2 separate regions of the Homo sapiens genome follow, and region 2 is linked to region 1. The links are chromatin contacts, found by Hi-C or POLR2A ChIA-PET in ENCODE. All regions are on one chromosome and are shown on one strand. The core of a region is the stretch at or near the end of the contact, and the rest is flanking DNA. Distances in the headings are between cores, read along the strand shown. Region 1 has its middle 13 kb from the start of MDM2. Region 2 overlaps FRS2 (fibroblast growth factor receptor substrate 2).

Region 1 (5,257 bases), core at 1,326-3,825:
AGTGAGACCCCATCTCTACATCCAAATAAAATAAAATAAAATAAAAAGGTAAAAAAAAAAGAGAGAGAGAGAGCACGATAATTTTTGTACCAGGAATGAAAAGGGAGCCCAAAAATCTAAGCAGTGAGCAGGTGCTGAAACCAACGTACTCACAGAGCAAGCCAAACAGGATTAGACTTTATTACTGGGGACTGGGCTTGAACCTCCGGGCTGCAGCATCAGAGGCTAACAGAATGGAGAGTAAAAAGGTGGGCAAAAGACTTGGGGCTGGAAAGCAGCAGATGGGAGCAGAATTGACAGAACAGCACATGGCCAGGATATCCCTCCCCGCTAAAATACTAGGATACTGACTTAGAAAAGCAGAGGGTCAGGGAAATCTAAAAAAAAAAGACTGACATTTCTATTTAAGAGACATTGCCTAAATTGCTGATTAAATAAACAGATCCAACCAGATCTAAATAATATTGGACATTTAATTAGTTTTCCTATTACACTGCAGGTACAGCCTCAGGAATACTTATAGGCAAAATTAAAGTGCTACTTTTCTATCTGCCTCTCTGAGTTGGAGTGAGTTAAATGTGTAACCCCCACATTGTATATAATAATCTCTTACAATCTTGTTCATAGTGCCACCTATGGTCACGACCAATTAGAGCTGGTAAGGCAGCTGTACTGTTTGCTTCAGCCAATGAGGGTAAATGTACTATGTTGCTAAAACTCTCAGCCCATGAGTACTCTCCTGAGCTATCCTCAGCCAGGCATGCACTGCAAGATGGGTCATTTGTGCTTCTTTGGCTTAACTTTCTGCCATTGACTTTGGGTTCTAGGGAACAGATTGACCCCAAACATCTGACATAACCTACGTAAGTGACAGTGTTGGCTTAGAATAAAGAAACAAAGACTATCATGGCATTTTTTTAATAAAGCAAGTGTTACAGTGACCTGTTTTGGGGACTGCCAGAGATTAGGTGGCAGTTGCCTTCTAGATCTAGCCACAGGAGAAAAAATTAAAGAGCCATATGACTGTGAGGCAGATCCTCATCAGGGAGGAGGCGCAGTGTCTTTTTAACCACTTTGAAGACCAACAGCCAAGACATCTTGAGCTAGTTGTGGTGGACAGAGAGTTCCAAACACCTCAGCCACCAGGAAAAGGGAGTGGCCAGGAAGAGGCTGCAGGCTCAAGGGCTGGGATTCTCCCACCCACCTAAGGAACCTACTGAGCATCGAACCACTCCAACTTGCCTTGGGAGGAGGACTTGAATGCTACCAAAGACTGCTCGACAGGCCTGCAAGGCAGGACTACTTTTGTGAGAATTTGAAGACCATGCCGACCTGTCATTTAAAGCACCCATCTCTGCCTGAGCTGTCAGATTTGCCAAGTTCTGGGTTGTCTCATAATTATTTACTCAGTACAAAATAATACCAGCCATGATCCTCAGTGGTAAGTAGCAGAAATCAACTGTATTTGTTTGCTAAGGCTGTGCTAATAAAGTGCTGTAAACCATGTGGCTCAGAACAACAGAGTTTATTATTTCCAGTTCTGGAGGCCAGGTCTGAAATTAAAATGTCGGCAGAGCCATGGTTGATCTGAAGCCTCTAGGGATGGATCTATTTCAGGTCGCTCTCCTAGCTTTTGGTATTTCCTTGGATTTGTGCAACATAACTCCAATCCCCACATACTGTTCTCCCACTGTGTGTGTCTCTGGATCCAAATTTCCCCCTTTTATATGGACAGCAGTCACACTGGATTAGGGGCCCACCCTGCTCCAGTATGACTTCATCTTAATTGCATCTGTAACAACCTAAATATGGTCACATTCTGAGATAGAGGGGTTAGGACTTCAACATAAGAATTTTGGGGTTCATGGTTCAACCCATAACACCGACCTTGTATGCTTTAGGGAGAAAATGTAGTTAAATGATATTGGCTTAAAGAACCATTGGAAAGGCTGAAGTAGCAGCTTGGAAAATGAGCAGGTACAGGGGAGGCTGGGTGCAGCTGTTTCCTCAAATCATGCCCCAAAGCAGCCCAGTGAGGACATCCTGACCTCTGCAGGACCCTGGGCACCACAGCTTGGACTATTCCAGTATCTCTGACCTGCTATGCTGCTACTCCCAACTACCTTCGGGCACCCCACCCAGGAATGGAGCTACTAGATTTTGGCTTTTATACCACTTGTTCCCAATTTTAAGTCTAGGTAACAGCCTCTGTCCTAACCGCAAGGGAGGATAGGAAAGTAAGTACAGTCATGTGTCACTTAAAACAGGAATATGTTCTGAGAAATGTGTGCTTAGGTGATTTCATTGTTGTGTGAACATGACAGAGGTGTACTTACACAAACTGAGATGGTAGAGCCTACACATTTGGAACATGTGGTGTAGCCTATTGTTCTAGGCTACTATCTGTACAGCATGTTACTGTACTGAATACTGTAGGCAACTGTAACACAACCGTAAGTATCTGTGTGTCTAAACATATCTAAACATAGAAAAGGTACAGCAAAAATGCAGTATAAGAGATAAAAATGGCACACCTATATAATGCACTTACCATGAATGGAGCCTGCAGACTGGAAATTGCTCTCGGTGAGTCAGTGAGTGAGTGGTGAATCAATATGAAGGCCTAGGACATGACTGTACACTACTGTAGACTTTAGAAACACTGTACACTTAGGCTACACTAAATTTATTTAAAACATTTTTCTTTCTTCAATGATAAATTAGCCTTAGCTTACTGTAACTTTTTTTTTTTTTTTTTGAGACAGGGTCTGGCTCTGTTGCCCAGGCTGGATGGAGTGCAGTGGCACTATCTTGGCTCACTGCAAACCTCTGCCTCCTGGGCTCAAGCCAACCTCTCACCTCGGCCTCCTGAGTAGCTGGGATTACAGGCACACGCCACCACACCCAGCTAATTTTTGTATTTTTTGTAGAGATGGGGTTTTGCCATATTGCCTAGGCTGGTCTTGATCTCCTAAACTCAAGCAATCTGCCTGCCTCCGCCTCCCAAAGTGCTAGGAATACAGGCATTAGCCACCATGCCCGGCCAACTTTTTTACTTTATAAGCTTTAAAAATTTTTTTAAAACTTTTTGTAATAACACTTAGCTTAAAACATGAACACACTGTACAGCTGTACAAAAATATTTTCTTCCTTTATATCCTTATTCTATAAGCTTTTTCTATTTATTTATTTATTTTTAAGGCAGAGTCTTGCTCTATCGCCCAGGGTGGAGTGTATTGGCGTGATCTCCGTTCACTGCAACCTCCGCCTCCCGGGTTCAAGCAATTCTCCTGCCTCAGCCTCCCAAGTAGCTGGGATTACAGGTGTGTGCCACTACGCCCAGCTAATTTTTTTTAGTAGAGACGGGGTTTCGCCATGTTGGCCAGGCTGGTCTCGAACTCCTGACCTCAGGTGATTCACCCACCTTGGACTCCCAACGTGCTTGGATTACAGGCGTGAGCCACCGCACCTGGCCTATTTTTTTTTCTTTTTAAACATTTTTGTTAAAAACTAAAACACAAATGCGCACCTAGGCCTATACAAGGTCAGGATCACCAGTATCACTGTCTTCCATCTCCACATCTGGTCCCACTGGTACGTCCTCATGGGCAATTCCACTCACGGAGTTGCCATCTCCTATTGATATCAAGGCCTTCTTCTGGAATACCTTCTTTTTTTTTTTTTAAATAAGTAGAAAGAGTACACTCTAAAACAACAACAAATAGTATAGTAAATACATAAGCTGGTAACAGTGGCTTATGATCATTATCAAGTATGTGTACTGCACATAATTGTATTTTTTTTTAGGTGGAGTCTCGCTCTGTCGCCCAGGCTGGAGTGCAGTGGCACGATTTCAGCTCACTGCAAGCTCCGCCTCCTGGGTTTACGCTATTCTCCTGCCTCAGCCTCCCAAGTAGCTGGGACTACAGGTGCCCGCCACCACGCCCAGCTAATTTTTTGTATTTTTAGTAAAGATGGGGTTTCACTGTGTTAGCCAGGATGGTCTTGATCTCCTGACCATCGTGATCCGCCCGCCTCGGTCTCCCAAAGTGCTGGGATTACAGGCGTAAGCCACCGCGCCCGGCTGTATGTGCTATTTTTTTATACAGCTGGCAGCACAATAGTTTTGTTTACAGCAGCATCACCACAAATGTATGAGTAATGCCTTTCGTTACAGTATCAAGACAGCTACAATGGCAACAGGTGATAGGAATTTTCAGCTCCATTATAATCTTACCGGACCGCTGTCGTATGTGTGGTCTACATTGACTGAACCGTTGTTATGTGGTGCGTGACTGTATTTGGGCCATAAATATCTCTTCATATTGCTGGGAATAGGCCTCCATTAGGACTATGATCACCCACTCACTCTAGCTTATTAGAACACATCCCTATTATTATTATTATTTTGAGACAAAGTCTCACTCTGTCACCCAGGCTGGAATTCAGTGGTGTGATTTCGGCTCACTGCCACCTCTGCCTCCTGGGTTCAAGCAATTCTCGTGCCTCAGTCACCCGAGTAGCTGGGATTACAGGCATAAGCCACCATGCCTGGCTGACATCCCTAATATTAAATAACACATAATAAGATTGAAAAGGACAACATAATTACAGACATAGTAGAGACATACATCAAAAGATCATATCTAAAAAATAGAAAGTTGTGATAAATAATTTTCTAGAAAAATATAAACAAAATTGACTTCAGGAGAAATAAATCTAAATAATAATAATAATTATTATTATAGTTATTATTGTTATTATTTTGAGACAGTCTCACTCTGTTGCCCAAGGTGGAGTGCAGTGGCACAATCTCTACTTACTGCAACCTCCACCTCCTGGGTTCAAGTGATTCTCATGCTTGTAATCTTGAGTAGCTGGGATTACGGGCGCCCGCCACCACACCTGGCTAATTTTTGTATTTTTAGTAGAGATGGGGTTTCACCATGTTGGCCAGGCTGATCTTAAACTCCTGACCTCAGGTGATCTGCCCGCCTTGGCCTCCCAAAGTGCTGGGATTACAGGTGTGAGGCACTGCGCCTGGCCCAGCAGCTAATTTTTTTAAAAAACTGTTCATAGAGACAGGGTTTCACCATGTTGGCCAGGCTGGTCTCAAACTCCTGACCTCAAGTGATCCGCTTGCCTCGGCCTCCCAAAGTGCTGGGATTACAGGCGTGAACCATCGTGCCCGGCCCTAAACAATAATTATTTAAAAAATTAAAAATGGTAGTCAAAAATCTCTAATACCAAGACATCT
Region 2 (5,081 bases), core at 703-3,202, 760 kb after region 1:
AGGAGGCCAAGGCGGGCAGATCACCTGATGTCAGGAGTTCGAGACCAGCCTCAACATGGAGAAACCCCGTCTCTACTAAAAATACAAAATTATCCGGGCATGGTGGTGCATGCCTGTAATCCCAGCTACTCGGGAGGCTGAGGCAGGAGAATTGCTTGAACCTGGGAGGCGGAGGTTGCAGTGAGCCAAGATCATGCCATTGCATTCCAGCCTGGGCAACAAGAGCGAAACTCCGTCTCAAAAAAAAAAAAAAAAAAAAAAAAATCATGTCTCAGCTTTGATTAAAAACAGGATATATGTCTATTAATATTCAAAATAACAACAATAACAGTACAGTGACCACCATACCTGAGGATCACTTTTTTGGTAGGTAGCCTCTACTTTCTTAAACACAACCAAGAACTGGAAAGTAAGAAACAAAGGCTTCTGATGCTTAAAATCACTGTTACAGAACTCATGAAGTAAAGGCCAGGTACTTAAACTTACAAGATCCCTTTGCCTCTGAGTGTAGTGTCTTATTTTGTAGTTCATTAAGTTAATCCTAGGTATCTTATTACAGAGTCCACAGGGATTCAAAAGAGTAAACTATGGGAGGCTGAGGTGGGCAGATCTGAGGTCAGGAGTTCAAGACCAGCCTGGACAACATAGTGCAACCCTGTCTCTACTAAAAATACAAAACTTAGCTGGGCGTGGTGGCGCATGCCTGTAATTCCAGCTACTTGAGAGGCTGAGGCAGGAGAATTGCTTGAACCCAGGGGGCAGAGGTTGCAGTGAGCCAAGATCGCACTGTTGCGCTCCAGCCTGGGTGACAGAGCGAGACTCCATCTCAAAAAAAAAAAAAGTAAACTAAAAAGGAATGCATATAAATGTTTATTAAGTGGTGGTTCTAGGACTTACTGTACTTTGTGCTGAGAATGAGTGACCCATAAACAAATAATTAAAAATTATTTTTTAAAAATAACACAAAACTCAGAACAGGCCACTTAGAGCTATTTTTGTTTTTGTTTTTGTTTTTGTTTTTAGACGGAGTCTCAGTCTCACTCTGTTGCCCAGGCTGGAGTGCAGTGGCACAATCTCGGCTCACTGCAACCTCCGCCTCCCAGGTACACAAGATTCTCCTGCCTCAGCCTCCCGAGTAGTTGGGATTACAGGCGCCCACCTCCACGCCCGGCTAATTTTTTGTATTTTTAGTAGAGACGGGGTTTCACTGTGTTAGCCAGGATGGTCTCGAACTGCTCACCTCATGATCCGCCTGCCTCAGCCTCCCAAAGTGCTGGGATTACAGGCATGAGCCACTGCGCCTGGCCCACTTGGAGCTATTTTAGGAGGAGCTTGCAACCTATGTCAGTTACGCTGATTACAGCTTAGAAGAAATTTCTTATCAAAATGTAATCTGATTCCACTAGCACTTTCTTTAAGGGACAATATGATTGTACCTTTAAATTTTGATTGGAGAATATTGTTGATTAAATTTTCCCTTCTTATGGCTTAATGGAATTACTAGAACGTATTTTTCCTTGAAAGTATCAGGAAAAAAAAAAACAACTTTTGGGAGGCATCTGTTACACATCTGAAATAGGATTTGATTCTGTAATTCCAGTGGTCTCTAGACCTAGATAATTCTACCCATGTTGCTAGATGGCACCAGGGTGCCATTTTTAGGCCTTAGGGCTAAGGAATGGGCGTAGGTGGTAGGGAGGTGTTAGGAAAGAAGTAGGGAAGAAAAACTTTGGGAACATATTGTGGTACTGAAGACTGTCTCTAGGAGTTCTCAGTGGGCAGTTGCATACCAGGTGTCCAGCTGCATTATTTATGTTTGAAGTAAACCCAGGCTGTGTGTCTCCATGAATTCATAGTATTGGGGGCTTTTCAAGACATTCATTCCCCTAAGATGTGAATTTTGAGCATAGCTTGTTGGCCTCAGGCACTTTAACCTGAGAGTAGATGTTAAGTTCTGCTTGTTGGCAGGTTTCCAGCATTTACTCATTAGAGTTTCCCTACTTAAATGCTCCTGGCAGTTTCCCTTGGCCACTGTGTTCTTCACAGTCTGCCCAAACGTGTTTTGTATGTAGTCTGCTTTTGGGCTCTGCTTAGACACTTACAGCTTTTGTTTCTAAAGAACCCTTCAGTAAGTATTGATTTGTATTTTCTTTAGTTAATAATTCATTGATTATAAAAGCTATTCAAACACTAGAAAACATAAAAAGAAAAAATCCTTTTCATTCTACCACCAAATTAATCAGTGTTAACATTTTAGGGTGTGTTCATCTAGTCTCTTTTTGTGGGTTTATGTATTTTATGTGGAGGTAGGGGAGAGAAAAATAGGTGTAAAACATTATTTTGTAAAAATGCAAATCCTCTCAAGTTTGCTACTGGGTGTGAAGAGCAACTTTTAAAATAAAATTTTGTAGAATAATTTTAGAATGTTAAGTTGCAAAGATAGTACAGAGATTCCCATATACCCTTCACCTAGCTTCCCCTAATGTTAACATCTTACATAACCGTGACATATTTGTCAAAACTAAGAAATTAATACTAGTACAATACTATTAACTAAACTACAGACTATTTACATTTCTTCTGTTTTTCTAATGTTCTTTTTCTGTTCCAGGATCCAACCTAGGGATACATATTGCATTTAGTGGTTTGTTGTTGTTTTGAGACAGTGTCTTACACTGTTGCCCAGGCTAGAGTGCAGTGGCATGATCACAGCTCACTGCACTGTTGGCCTCCTGGGCTCAAGCGATCCTCTCACCTCAGCCTCCCCAGTAGCTGGGATTACAGGCATTCGCCACCACGCCCAGCTAACTTTTTTTTTTTTTTTTTGTAGAGACAGGATCTCACTAAGTTGCCCAGGCTGATCTTGAATTCCTGGGCTCAAGCAGTCCTCCCTACTTGGCCTCCTAAAGTGCTGGGATTGTAGGTGTGAACCACGTGCTCAGCCCAGCTTTATTTTTTTTAATAATATTTTTTTTTACCTTTTTTCGTTTTTCTTTTTTTTGAGACGGAGTCTCACTGTCACCCAGGCTGGAGTGCAGTGGCGCAATCTCAGCTCACTGCAACTTCTGCCTCCCAGGCTCAAACAATTCTCCTGACTCAGCCTCCCGAGTAGCTGGGATTACAGGCATGTGCCACCATGCCTGGCTAATTTTTGTATTTTTAGTAGAGATGGGGGTTTCATCATGTTGGCCAGGCTGGTCTCAAACTCCTAACCTTAGGTGATCTGCCCGCCTCAGCCTCCCAAAGTGCTGGATTACAGGCATGAGCCACTGTGCCCAGCCCTTTTTTCTTATACTTAATTTTATATCATGAACATTTTGTCTTTGTCATTAAATAGCTTTTGAACAATACTTATTTTAAGAGCTCTATAAAAGTTAATCACAGGGATAGATGTGCTCGGATGCAAACTTTTCTGGTAAACTTTTTGTTGTTGGCATTTCATGAGGGGGAATGTTACAAAACGTATATACAATTGACCCTTTAACAACACAGGGTTTGAACCGTATGGATCCACTTATAGATGGATTTTGTCAACCAGAAAGTATTTGTGGGATGCGAAATTTCCATATACAAAGGGCTGACTTTTCATACACACAGATTCCACAGGGATGACTGTGGCACTTGAGTGTGCACGTGTTTTGGTCCATACAGAGGCACTGGAACCAATACCCAGATACACCAAGGGATGACTATACAGAACAAACATTTTTATTAGTGGGATACTTGAATCGGGTGTGTTAGATTGTAACAGTTATTTTGAGTGCACTGCTCTAGAAGTAGAGAATAAATAGGCAAATTTAGTTTTCTTTGAGAATATATTTAACAATATTTTAGGTTGATTTAAATGCAGAAACATTTAAATGAGCTATTTGTGAAACAGTTTGTTTTGGGGGTTATAGTTGCTTGGCATTTGGCATAGCTTCTTTTGATCAGTGTGTGTGTGGCGGGGGGGGGGGCGGTGTACACATGGTATACACATTTCATGTGCACATAGTCAATATTAGACTTTAAAAAAAAATTAGAGATGATGTCCTGCTATGTTGCACAGGCTGGTCTCAAAGTCCTGGCCTCAAGCAATCCTCCTGCCTCAGTCTTCCAAAGTACTGGGATTACAGGCGTAAGCCAGCACACCTGGCCCATATTTAGACTTTTAATATTAGTCTAGTAACATCATATCCAACTGAGTTTGGAAATACAGATTTATAGTAAATTGTGCTTATACATTTCTATATTCAGTTTTGAAAAATATCTTTTAATTTACTTTTCTTTCTTTCTTTCTTTCTTTTTTTTTTTAAGTCTCACTCTGTTACCAAGCCTGGAGTGCAATGGCGAGATCTCAGCTCACTGCAGCCTCCACCTCCCAGGGTCAAGCGATTCACATGTCTCAGTCCCCTGAGTAGCTGGGACTACAGGCATGTACCATCGCACCCGGCTAATTTTTGTATAGAGACGGGGTTTCATTGTGTTGGCCAAACTGGTCTTGAACTTCTGACCTCAAGTGATCTGCCTGCCTTGGCCAAAGTGCTGGGATTACAGGCGTGAGCCATCGTGACCAGCTTTTGCTTACTTTTCTGTTATCCAACATTAATGTTTATTTAGTTCTAGGTTAAAGTATCATATATAAAAAGTGAAGATGCCTAGGGATTTTCTTACGTGTCTTTTAGTGTTTTATTGATGTTTATGGTTTGAATAATATTAGTTCGTGTATTTAACATGAATCTTGAAATTAGAGTGACTTGGATTTAAATTTTGTTGTTTTAAAAAATAAAGCCATGAAGCCAAATGCTTTTTAAGAACTATTAGGTATACCATATTAAGGAAAATATTATAAAATTCGTACTGTGGTTTTACCTCCTACAGTTGCTCAGTTTAGTAAAAACTTCATTGTCTATAAACATGAGTGTAATAGAAAAAACTGAATTGATTTTAAGTTACTCAGTGATTACATTAAGAACAACTTGGCATTTATTTGGGAAATAACAATTCCTTTGAATTTCACAGTATTTTTTAGTAAATGGGTATTGGGTTAAAGATTTTATATATGTGTTTTTCATAAGTTAAGTATTTATTATGCTAGAGTT

What was found. Hi-C counts contacts between places; a loop is a spot of excess contacts on that map. ChIA-PET counts read pairs that join two places held with the same protein, here RNA polymerase II (POLR2A). Pooled maps may share reads with other maps.
Region 2: POLR2A ChIA-PET joins it to region 1 with 13 read pairs in BJ. The contact joins two enhancer-like sites. A Hi-C loop is called at or near these places in 1 of 50 pooled maps. POLR2A ChIA-PET finds 5 or more read pairs at or near these places in 3 of 52 experiments (BJ, H1 and T-cell).

The regions. Positions count from the first base shown.
Region 1 is chr12:68,792,461-68,797,717 of GRCh38, forward strand. No RefSeq gene overlaps it. Among named protein-coding and RNA genes, the nearest start is that of MDM2, 13 kb to the right of the region's middle. Within about 2 kb of position 2,576, at least 2 of the 41 ENCODE cell types and tissues checked have a DNase peak (open chromatin) inside an H3K27ac peak, as active enhancers do.
Region 2 is chr12:69,552,064-69,557,144 of GRCh38, forward strand. The region is part of intron 3 of FRS2 (fibroblast growth factor receptor substrate 2); the gene reads left to right. Among named protein-coding and RNA genes, the nearest start is that of MIR3913-2, 30 kb to the right of the region's middle. Within about 2 kb of position 1,953, at least 3 of the 41 ENCODE cell types and tissues checked have a DNase peak (open chromatin) inside an H3K27ac peak, as active enhancers do.